2 separate regions of the Homo sapiens genome follow, and region 2 is linked to region 1. Evidence: read pairs that join two places in POLR2A ChIA-PET (ENCODE). Cell type or tissue: OCI-LY7. All regions are shown on one strand. Links, peaks and the distances in the headings refer to the core of each region. The heading gives the core; the rest is flanking DNA.

What was found. Peaks named below come from ENCODE experiments on the same cell type or tissue, not always from the same donor. Only the 100,000 strongest peaks of a DNase experiment are listed, where the experiment ranks them.
Region 2: POLR2A ChIA-PET joins it to region 1 with 8 read pairs; 6 of 35 experiments call an interaction of 5 or more read pairs at or near these places.

What each region holds. Positions count from the first base shown.
Region 1 is chr6:27,124,126-27,131,989 of GRCh38, forward strand. No RefSeq gene overlaps it. Among named protein-coding and RNA genes, the nearest start is that of H2BC11, 4.7 kb to the right of the region's middle. RefSeq lists enhancers at 2,922-2,971, 3,182-3,251, 4,274-4,433. In OCI-LY7, for the core only: CTCF peaks have their summits at 3,092 (motif pointing right) and 3,293; a DNase peak (open chromatin) is centred at 3,126; H3K4me3 peaks cover 1,361 bases; H3K27ac peaks cover 1,982 bases.
Region 2 is chr6:26,549,412-26,554,092 of GRCh38, forward strand. It overlaps TRA-CGC1-1 (tRNA-Ala (anticodon CGC) 1-1), which reads left to right and starts at 4,092; the gene lies at 4,092-4,163. RefSeq lists enhancers at 1-679, 939-1,473, 1,458-1,507, a cis regulatory region at 3,775-4,681 and a silencer at 4,048-4,097. In OCI-LY7, for the core only: no CTCF peak of the experiment used is centred there; a DNase peak (open chromatin) is centred at 1,430; H3K4me3 peaks cover 1,508 bases; H3K27ac peaks cover 911 bases.

The DNA.
Region 1 (7,864 bases), core at 2,164-4,663:
GCCACCGTGCCTGGCCCGGTAGAAATAATTTTTAAAAACTTATCTGGAAAAATGTATATAGAAACAAGTAATGGTTTAAAACCCAGACTAAAAGGATACAAGCTCTTTTGAAAAACTTTGAGTAGAGAAGTTGCTTTCTCAGACTAAGCTTTGAAGTGTATTTCTTATCTGTCAGGAAGGTTGGAAGATGGCGAGCCTAGAAGTGGAGAAACCAGAAACTTTTCAAACAAGGAAGGGCCCCAGATGCTAGGCCATGTTCCTTCAGCCTCTGAAGTCAGCAGTGAATACATGTGACACAGGATTTCCTCCATAATGCTATGTGCCACGAATGCATGAAGGAATGAATGAAAAGAAAGCAAATGTGTGGGAATAATCTACAAGAGTTGGTAAGTCATTGGAGGTGGAGATGTATATCTAATGGGTGGGAATGCACAAATTTGTAAATATGTGTCAAGTGTACCATTGGGTACATGCGGACAAGGAATGTGGAGGGAACAGGAGCTGATACGTGAGAAGGAGCACATTTCAGAATCAAAACTATTCTGCTTTCTAGTACTGGCTTTGCCACTTATCAATCTTGTGACTTAAGGAAGTTTTCTACTCTGAGTCTCAGCTTCATCTCTAAAATGAGGATAATGATAACTGTTTGTGAAAAATATTAAGTTGGATAAAATAAAACAATGTAAATGACTCAATTTTTTTTTTCTGAGACAAAGTCTTCCTATGTCTCCCAGGCTGGAGTGCAGTGGTGTGATCTCGGCTCAGTGCAAGCTCCGCTTCCTGGGTTCACGTCATTCTTCTGCCTCAGCCTCCCAAGTAGCTGGGACTACAGGCTCCCGCCACCACGCCCGGCTAATTTTTTGTATTTTTAGTAGAGATGGGGTTTCACCGTGTTAGCCAGGATGGCCTCAATCTCCTGACCTCGTGATCCACCCACCTCGGCCTCCCAAAGTGCTGGGATTAGAGGCATTAGCCACCGTGCCTGGCCATGACTTACACTTTATTGTCCCCTAATACATAGCCCTGAATAGATGGCGGTGACTTTTTATAATAAGGTCCTTTTGGTGATATTTTCAAGAGGAGTGTCTCAGGCCATGTGGTTGCAAGTGCAGATTTAAAATAAGGAGAAATCTAGGCTAGAAACAAGTTTGCCAGCATTCATCCTTTCAGCTGTACTACGTCACCTACTCTGCACTAGGGCCAGAGAGGAAACAATGGCTGGTGAAAGAGCAACTGATATTTCTGAAGGCGGGAAGACATAAATAATTAGAACAAAAGAGAGGGTGAGCAAGGAATAGTGTTGACAGCGCAGCCCTCAAGTCTTGGGTCCTTCTAAGTGCAGGATGGAAAAGGAAGCATTGATGATACATAAATTCTTACAAGCCAATGTTTCTCTTCTAGGAGAAATGGAAACTCAGAAATCAGTGCTCTCAAAGAAGGGAAATTAGGTATGATTTCTTGGGAGCCACAACCCAACAAGGCTTTCCAAATAATACAGTCCTGAATTTGAGCCTCAGAGAAGGCAGGTATATTTTCAAGTCATGCACTGTATCAATTGCCTTTTTTTGGTACATAAAAGAAAATACTGTATATGCTAATAATCATTAACAAAAAAACATTCAGGTAAAAAGAAAAAATCTGAGTTTTAACAAAACTGAAAAACACTCAGAAGAGGACTATATGGAATGACAATTTGTTTTTCATCTTCTGGATCATCCCCTGAGGAAAGTAAAGAAATTTCCCTCAGGATATTCCAGTTGGCAACAGCAGAGCAGAGGAATATTACTTTATTCATTTATTCAGAGAAGTACTTTGCTGGGCACTGTTCTAGAAGCTGGGAAATACAAGTGATCAAAATATAACCTACCCCACAACTCCCAAATCCAGCTCGAAAAAACTTTTAGTGTGGAGGATGGGATAGTAAAGATAATAAGCCAATGAATAAGGAAAACATAGCATTTCAGATCTTTATATTATGATAAAAAAAAAAAAGTCCTAAATTGGAACAGGAAACACAGATGGGGTGGCTCAATTACAAGACAGCAGTTAAAGAAGGCCTCACTGACAAGATGAGTTCCCAGTGTCAGGACCCCAATATCCTTCCTTACAAAGAGTGGGGATCCCACCCTAGAAAAGGAATAGCAGTTCAGCCACCCCACAGCAGCTCTGGCATGGCTGTTTCTGGATACCTTCATGGAGAAATGCACACACTGCCCTTCATTTCAAAGATGAGCATCAGTCTCGTCTTCAGAGAAGATGCAGCCATTGTGGGGTTAGGGTTTCTCTCCTCAGGTCACTAGTGTAGATGCGCCTGCTGAGAAGTTTCAGCCACTCCACCTGCAATAAGAAAGACAGTTAATGAGAAAAGCAAGAGACAGAACCTGTGAAGAACATGTGACCATCAGTCATTTGAATGAAAGGGGGCAAATGTGAATGAAAGGGGACACATTTGTTTATTTGTGTTTGTATAAAGATATTCCAGACAGGTACACAGGAAACGAATAAAAGTGGTTAATTGTAGTATATCAAAGATAAAACACCAGGCCTTACTTTAAATGACGAAAACAGATTTTATTTAGTAACCACTGACAGTGGGGAACCATCTGGGTTTCATAACTGGCACATATCAAAATCAGGCTCCACTCCTACCAGAGCCTGGGAGACGAGGGCCCTATCTTCAGACGTTGACTGAAACAAACAGTAAATTCCTTTGGCGGCATCAATTGAGTTTTCTCAGGCAGGCACTTGAGAAGACCGGGGCTATTAGTAACTATGTTCGGGTTTGTTCAGGTCTTTATAGACCAAGGTGGCCACCTAGTCCAGAAGAGGGCTCAGAAGAAGCCGCCTAGAGTTTGGTCAAAAAGAGAATCTTTGCCAAGTAGATGGGGGAACTGGGCGGCTGGGGGCTGTTGGGGATGTGATGGTTTATAGTATTTCTTGTATATTCAATTATTAAACCGTAGCAATGAAATGCCTAATCGAAATCATAAAACGAAACAAAGTTTTGGCTACATTAGCCTATCCGTTATTGCCATAAGATGGCGACAGCCCTTCTCAACTCATAAAACTAAACAAAGTTTTAGCTACATTATCCCATCCATTATCGCCACAAGATGGCGATAGCGCTTCTCAACTCGCCTGCGGGACGGAGGCAGGGTGCGGCCCGGAGAACTCCTCCCTGTTCCAACAGCAGCTCTCCAGCCCGCAGCGCTTCCTGACGTTCCGTTAGTTCAGTCTCCTGAACTTCTCTGCATGTAGATTCCTCTCAGGGTAGCCCTTTGTTGACCAAAAACGAAATATGTTCACTGATTTGGCCAGCTTTTTTTTTTTTAACTTTTTTTTTGGAGGGGAAAGGGAGTGGTCATGGACATCCTGAAGCAGACACAAAAATATAGAGAATCCTGCACTTCCCAAGTCTCGTCGCACAGGCTTCAACAATTACCAACATCTTGCCCATTTTGTTTCATTATCCGCACCCACACTGACAGATGAGGGAGTCTAAAAAATATCTGAAACATGAAATCCCAAATATGTGATTTTAATCATGAATATTTTCACAAATATCCTAACAGATATGGATATAAAGAAAAAACGCTAAGATTTTACACCTAAGAAAATTTAAAAAATGATGTGTAACATTATCCAATACCTAGCCCTTAAAGAAAGAAAATCCTGAATTGTCTCAAATATTTTTATATTTTGTCTGAATGAGATCCCACCAGATCCAAATATGGCATTTGATTGCTGTTCCTCTTGAATGTATTAAAATCCATAGATTTACCCAAGTCTCCAAGTAGCCTGACTGCCCTTTGAAAAAGGAATTGAGACCATAATCTGGGTGGGAATTCTCACTGATCATGGATTGTCATTGCTTTTAAACCATTCTTTGAAAAGTGTTGGGGAAAAAATATTTTGTTTTCTTTCTTTTTTTTTTTTTTTTTTTTTTGAGACAGAGTCTCTCTCTGTTGCCCAGGCTGGAGTGCAGTAGCACGATTTCAGCTCATTGCAACCTCTGCCTTGCGAGTTCAAGTGATTTTCCTGCCTCAGGCTCCCAAGTAGCTGGGACTACAGGCACGCACCATCACGACTGGCTTATTTTTGTATTTTTAGTAAAGACCAGGTTTCACCATGTTGGCCAGGCTGATCTCTAACTCCTGACCTTACGTGATGTGCCTGCCTCAGCCTCCCAAAGTGCTGGGATTACATGCATGAGCCACTGCACCCAGTCAAAGGTATATTTTTTATGAGACTATTTTTAAAAACACTCAAATTGTCTGTCACAGCTCCTTGCCTATGCCCCTAAAAAGAGAGGGGAGGAGTGGGGGAAGGGGGGGAAACAGAAACAAAAAGAAAACTGACAAACAGAGGAGGAGTCCAAAAGCCCAACACCCATTAAGTCAAGACTTCCCACAGTTCTCTAAGCCAGCAAATGAATGTAATTTAAACTGCTTTAAACTTCATATAAAAATAAATCATTTTTGGTAAATCAATAAACAGAGGCATCTCCATGACTACTGGTGGGAGTATGTACTCCTCCTTTTCTAAAACAAAAAAAAACAGCAGGGAGCCCTGAGTTGGAAACATGAAAAGCATAACTTTTTTGAGTTGGCTATTATTAAGTGTAATATGAGAGGTACCACTCCATTCCTACCTCTCCTTTCTTTAACGAATGCATTTTGTCTACAGAAGAAATTATGCTTTTTCTTAGTCACTATTCAGCTCATCTATAACGTCCAAAATTGAACAGTACTTCAAGAGGGTGCTAAATGACTACATGCCACTTTAACTGAGTCTTCCAAAAATTCAGACTTCTGCTTATAAGGAATGTGGTACACATTAGGACTACCGAGTCTCATGGTCACCCATGCATTACCTTACCCTTTCTGTATAATGTATAGAAATGGGTCCAAAAAATGTTGAGATATGAGGTATAAAGCGTTCAGTAAGTTCACAGATGGTCCTGCTAGCAATAGCATGTAAGAAAGTGAAGCATATCGAAATCTAGAGTGTTTATCTCAGTGAAGACAAATCTCTGCCTCATCCATGACAAAATACTTGCAAGAATACAAGAATACTTCCCCTGACATATGGGACACTTAGCAGCAGCAGTATCCAGAGGTCAGCCTTGGTGAGCTAAGTCTATACTACAGAACTCAAGTATCACCTCTATCATTGCCTACCACCCTGGTCACAGTTTACAAGTAAATCACTTGGGCAATAAGTGGGGTGATAGGAAAAGAGACTACATGACAGCCATATGGTTGATGTGTACCTGATTGTTGATAGCCTCCTCTGAAGAGTGGGAATTTAGGTTAGCATTCACGTGGGATATTATTCTCATACTCTGGGACCATTCTGGGAAATTCATCCGTATCACTGTTCCCCAAAGCTTCCAGTCAACACAACCTCCACTTTTGCCCACTTAAAAAAATCTGTCTATCCAAACCATTAGCCATGTACATTCAGTTTAGATCAGTGTCTTAGGTCACTCTCCTTCTAGAAAAAGTAAACAATGACATTCAATACTCCAAATTGTGCTGAGTGGCAGCAATTCTTTTCCCTATTGCCATTTATGGACATACTTGAGTTACGGTTTCTAATACTACTGTTACAACCGGCATCAGTAGTATTAGCCAACATATATTGAATGCTTACTATGTACAGGACATTGTTCTAAGTATACCAAAACTATTTGCTCAAGAGGCACTGTTACATCCCCCTTTTTAAAATGAAGGAAAAAGCCAGAGGAAAAAAAAGGGAAAAAAGCCAATTCTTCAGGAACTGGTTAGTAATGGGTTGAACTTGCAGCATTCAGTTTTTCTTCTTTTTTTTTTTTTTTTTTTGAGACGGAGTCCCCTCTGTTGCCCAGGCTGGAATGCACTGACACGATCTCGGCTCACTGCAACCTATGCCTCCTGGGGTCAAGTGATTCTCCTGCCTCAGCCTCCCGAATAGCTGGGATTACAGGGTCCCACCAGCACATCAGGCTAATTTTTGTATTTTTAGTAGGGACGGGGTTTCACCATCCCCCAGGGGCAGGGGCTGCTCTCGATCTCCTGACCTCAAGTGATCTACCAGCCTTGGCCTCCCAAAGTTCTGGGATTACAGGCGTGAGCCACCCCGCCCAGTCCCATTCAGTTTTTCAAGCAAAGTATTAACTCTTTGTCCTTATTAAGGGGACACCAGCAAGATGAAAATAACCCATAAGGTGATCATTTGTTTCATTACCCCTTAGGCAGTTTAGTCTTCTGAGTAACAGGAGAATTAGCTGGGTTCTTTTCAACTTAACTTTGTATAGTTTTCGAAAACCTAGCCTTTACAAATTTTCACCTGTGGCTGGACAATATACCCATGAGTCAGTCGCAATCCTCCTTTTCTTACAAACCCTGCTTTTTATTCTGATTTCTATATCCTGTAAGACAAAGAAGCAAGTTATTTAGCTTGGAAATTATCATCTGACTATTTGGATTAATAGAGAGGGTCAGAGGCCCATGTAACATAACAATAATGTCATAAAAGTAATTTAAGTTCTGTTTATTCACAGAATTGATAACAGTTCAGTTATCCTTAGTACGGGATGATTATGGTGAAGGAAAAGAACTTGAGTGTATATTTTCTACATAGAAATATATACAACAAACCAGATAGCAATTCAGAGAGATACATATTTTAGAAACTCTACAGACAGTTTTCAAAGGCTGGACAAGTGTCCGAGAAAAAGCTAAAAAAACAGAAGAAATTTCATAAAGCAGGCAATATTTAACTGGGCTTTGAAAAAAACAGGACTTGAGTCAACAAGGGAAACGTGTGTATTTGATAGTGGATTTAACAAAAATACTAATTGTTTTAGATGTTATTACTGTGCTAAATTTAGATCCATTTTAAATAAACTAGATAGTAACTCAAGTTTATATACAATTACTACCTTTGAAACCAAAACCTAGTCATAGTGGGAGCTTCCAAATGCTTTATAGACCTTGGATTTTTACCTAAGAGACACATGACTGAAGTTACAACCTAGAGCAACATCGTTTGTTGGGTGACTGGTTCTCATTTGTGACAACCTGAATAAGGGGGAACTTGTTTTTCCTCACTTCTTCTAGGCAAAGTCAAAAACAGTATTTAAAATACTAACGAAAGGAGTTTTAAAATTGAAATTGACTTGTTTCAGAAAAGAGTCTGGGATAAATGTCCTCAAGCTTTCTGCCTTCATTACGCCCCGAATTGTCCTGTTTAGGCTTCTAATGCCTTTGCTTATATAGATATACCATAAAGGGAAAATAGTATTCTAATCAGAAATAAAGCATTGATCTTTCTCAGGCTGAAAACTACAGCATTCAAATTCCGTTGTAGCCGGGCTTGATGGCTCATGCCTGTAATCCTAGCACTTTAAGGCTGAGGCTAGTGGATCACCTGAAGTCAGTTCGAGACCAGCCTAGCCAACATGGTGAAACCCCATCTCTACTAAAAATACAAAAATTATCCGGGCATGGTGGCGCATGCCTGTAATCCCAGCTACACGGAAGGGTGAAGCAGGAGAATCGCTGGAACCCGGGAGGCGGAGGCTGCAGTGAGCTGAGATCGCGCCACCGCACTCCAGTCTGGGCGACAGAGGAAGTCTCCTTCTCAAAAAAAAAAAAACTGATTATGTTGCCATAAAGGGTCCCTTTAAAAAAAAAAACGCTCTATCCAACGAAAACTAATTAGAAATAAATCTCCTTCCCGAAAGCGATAAAATACTAAAGAATGAGAAACTGACAGTTTACTGAGTTTGTAAGGAAGGCCAAATAAAGGCGGGGTTTGGATTCCTTTGGCGCACCCAAGCCGACCGTGGACTTCCTGGATACAACAACCAATCAGGATG
Region 2 (4,681 bases), core at 1-2,500, 580 kb before region 1:
GGTTTTTTTGTTTGCTTGTTTGTTTTTTTGAGACGGAGTTTCACTCTTGTCGCCCAGGCTGGAGTGCATTAGCGCGATCTCAGCTCACTGCAACCTCCGCCTCCCGGGTTCAAGTGATTCTCTTGTCTCACCCTGCCGAGTGGCTGGAATTACAGGCGCCTGCCACCATGTCTGGCTAATCTTTTGTATTTGTTTTAGTCGAGACAGGGTTTCACCATTTTTGCCAGGCTGGTCTCGAACTCCTGACCTCGTGATCCACCCGCCTCGGCCTCCCAAAGTGCTGGGATTACAGGCGTGAGCCACCACGCCCGGCCTAGAGTTTTTAATAACCAAATTTCTGACCCTCACATCTGAGGCACTGAGCATGGAAGAGTTGGAAAGAAGAGGGAGGGAAACTTATTTTTCTGTATCTGTTCTTGCACCACTACCTTCTTTTCTCAATAGTTGTTGTGTTACAGAAAAAGGGTCCCGATCCAGACCCCAAGGGAGGGTTCTTGGCTCTCCCGCAAGAAAGAATTCAGGGCGAGTCCGCAGTGCAAAGTAAAAGCAGGTTTATTAAGAAAGTTAAGTAGTGAAAGTACAGCTACTCCATAGACAGAGTAGGGTGTTCCTGAAACGCGGAGGAAAGTGTCCACCCTAGATACATACCTGTAAGTATGGGGAGATGTGCTCTGCTACAAGGGTCTGTGATAAAGGATTAATTTTCTTATTATATTTTGTAAGAATCGATATTATTATCTTTAAAGCAAAATTTGGAATGCCTTTGTTCTCCAGATATGGGGACATCTAGACACTCCCAAGTCTGGGTCTGTTTAGTAAACATTATTAATTTGTTCCCTTAACCATAAACATCTAGAGGCTAGGAATGCCTGACTTTCTGGGAATGCAGCCCAGCAAAAGTCCCGGCCTCGTTTTCCTAGCCCTCACTCAAAATGGAGTCGCTCTGGTTCGAATGCCTCTCACAGAAATCCCGCTAAAATGTACCTCCCTCGGTTGCGGTGAGCCGTGATCGTGCCACTGCACTCCAGCCTGGGAGATAGAGTGAGAACTCCGTCTCAAAAAAAAAAAAAAAAAATACCTCCTTCTTCTCTCAAAACTCTCCAATGGCTTCCACCCTGGGTCATCAACATGGCCTGGAAGAGCCGTACTCTGGATACCCGAGGGCGCGGCCCCAGCGCCGCGACGCCCCGCCCCTCTGGCTGCTCCGCTCTGGGATGCACTTCCGACGCCCTCTAGGCTTGGGAGTTCCGCGCCTCTCGGTGTCGCCTGGGGGGCGTGCTCCGGTTGGCGCACTGATTCCCAGTTGGGTAGGGGAGGCTTGACTGAGCTCCCACCCGGAATTTCACCTTAGACCTTTAAAGACCTTGCTCCGGCCTCCCGCGCCAGCGCTAACACCTAGTCCTCTTTAGTGGAGTTCCGGCGGAAGGGGATGGCGGGCACCCGACGGTGGTCTCCTCCCAGATGGCGAATTTCCGCGGCTTCTTCATCTTTTAGCTCCCAGGGAGCCCTCTGGCCCCAGCATGAAGCCCATGGAGCCCTTTTCAAAATTGTATTTTTAAAAGCTTTTAAAAAATACACAGGATTTTAAAGAAAGCCAATTGTACTACAAAACAGTTTTCAAACGATTAAAATAATTTCATAGAGTAATGTGTGCTTCTCATTAATGCATTAAATATTAAACATCAAGACCCGTCTTATGACTGCTGTAATTTTCAAACAGTTGTCTTGGGTATTTGTAACAACTGTATTGTGATACAAAAATATGTGATTTTTCTTTTCTTTTTTTTTAGACAGAGTCTCCCTCTGTCGCCTAGGCTGGAGTGCAGTGGCGTGGTCTCTGCTCACTGCAAGCTCCGCCTCCCGGGTTCACGCCATTCTCCTGCCTCAGCCTCCCGAGTAGCTGGGACTACAGGTGCCCGCCACCAATTTTGTTTTTGTATTTTTAGTAGAGACGGGGTTTCACCGTATTAGCCAGGATGGTCTTGATCTCCTGACCTGGTGATCCGCCCGCCTCGGCCTCCCAAAGTGCTGGAATTACAGGCATGAGCCACCACCCCCGGCCAAAAATATGTGATTTTTCTTGATGACAGAGTCGTAGTTACTTCTCTTTCAATTGTGGTTTGTTACCTGTATTAGTAAGTGAAAGATATGTTAAATTTCAGTTAGAATAGACTAGAATCAGAAATAATCAGAATGCAGTGTGTGTGTTAAGAGTAAGGAATAGTTCATGCAACTTTTGTTTCTGTTACATATGTATGACTGAATTACGATGTAAACTAAACTAAATTGTAGGTCACCACCAAAAAAATGAAAGCTACTGCCACTAGGCCCAAGTTCTGGGTGAAGAACCACGTCTGTTTACCTGGGCAACCCCATGGATCAGGAAAGCAGGGGATCAGAAAGGAGCACGCTAATAGAGAAAAGAGGGAGCCTGTGCATTTTTGTTGCTTTTCAAGAAAGAGTTTAACCTTTAACAACTTGTAGCCATTGTTATTGCAACTTTTACTCCTATTGCAGATGAAAAGCTTTGTGCGCTGTGGCTCCCTTTCCAAAAGGCCCATCTATTTTCTAAACAGCTCCTAGGTTATGAGACCTATGGTCAGCTCAAGAGTCCTTCATTTATTCGGGGATATCAGCCCGTGACTTGACCTTAACCTTCCTCTCTCTAACTGCAGTAACCTCTCCCGCCTTGTCCATAGTTTCCCTTCCGCTGTCTCAGTTACCCCCTTCAACCGTGGTCCAAAAATATTAAATGAAAATTCCAGAAATAAAAAATTCATAAGTTTCAAATAACTCCCCTTTCTCAGTAGCGTCATGAAATCTCCCACCCGCCCGAGGATCATCCCTTTGTCCAGACTATCCACGCGGTATGCGCTCCCCACATCTTAGTCACTTAGTATTCATCCTGGTTATCAGATCGAAAAAACATAGTATACTATGGTACTATCCGAGGTTTCAGGCATTCACTGTGTGTCTTGGAACATATCTCCTGCTGATAAGGAAAGAATACTGTACGTATTGGGTTAAAAATGAAGAAATGGAAATAAAAAAGGAGAAATACAGCGACACCTGAACAGGGACTTGAAACCTGGTTCCTCAGATTAAAAGTCCATGGCCATACTGACTGAGCTACCAAGCTTCATACAAAATGTCCAAACTGCATCAACCCTGGTTTATTAATCTATGTATCTGACCTAGAAGGTGATTTTAGAAGGTTCAGCTGCGATTTTAATAAGGACCTGGTAATTTAGAAATTCTTGCTAATAACAGCACAGAAGCTCAGCCATAACGAGGGTCCGTTTTAAGACCGAGGTCTAACCATATTACAAATCCATACTAACATCCCCCCAAAATTCTATCTATCTATCTATCTATCTATCTATCTATCTATCTATCATCTATCTATCTATCTACCCACCTACCCATCTACCTATCTTTCTACACGCATATATATGTATTCATATAATCCAGTCCAGTCAAGGACTAACAGAATGCTCGCCTTCAGTTCCTAGGCTTCCCAGATAAATATCTCAAATCCTCTCTCTAAACTTGGGCCCAAACAAAACATTTTCAAAAGTAACCTGATCTGACGCTGGTGCACATAAAGGGGAGTAATTGAATCACCTTTTCGGCGACGGACTTAGGGAAGCTGTTGTGAGACGAAAGATAGAGAAAACTGATTTAGCAGTTCTTGGTTTCACCTGCCTTGGTTTTCCTTAAAAAAGGAAAAATAAATTAAAGAAGTTTGTGAAGAAGCGTCCTCACTCTCCTTTTTCTTGTCAGATTTCCAGGTAGTTGTCAATAGTTCTATCCCTGGGTCAGTAGGTTAAGTATTTGACAAGCATGTCTGATGGCTGGAAGGTTTTCCACACTTTGAAAACTGATGGATGCTGCCCCATTAACCATTTCAGGATTTTGTTCGACAAATAAAAGAGAATTTAGTTTCAGCAGTCCGCAAATCTTAGAATTTTGGGGACAGAGATGGGGACGGGGACAGATATGGGAGGACGGAGACGGCGGGGCGGTGGGGTGGTAGCAGAAATCTTTCACAAACAACTAGGGAGAGCTACAAAGAACGGTTTCTTAGGGTAGGGGATGTAGCTCAGTGGTAGAGCGCATGCTTCGCATGTATGAGGTCCCGGGTTCGATCCCCGGCATCTCCAAGTTGTTTTATCCTATCTGCCCAATACTATTAGAAACTATATTTCAAAATGTGAAATAATTGTGTTTTGTATCCTCCACTTCTTTAACTTTTTATGGCTTTCTTTTAGCCACTGTATGTAGAATTGTATATGGAGCACGGGGAACAAGATTGCTTTGAAGTATTTTGAACTATCTATGTGAAACAAATGGAATTGAGAACACAGAAAAACATGCCCAATGGGGAGATGACAGAAGAGGAGCAACCTGGAAAGTTGCCCGGAACCCATTAATGAGCCCTATTTGTGGTATATGGTTTGCCTTTAGGGCAGAAATAATCTTGGCTTGAGAACATGGAAAGGGGAGGGAAGACGGGCTATTGTTAGTCCTGTGAGTCATAGGATGATAAAAATAGGACAAATATCGAAAGAAGGATGAATCTCAGCTCAGCACGGGCGAATTTGGCTGCTCTAGTGCACCGGTCTCCCGTAGGGGAATAACAAAAATGAAAACATTCCGAAACACTGATGAAATTCTTGAT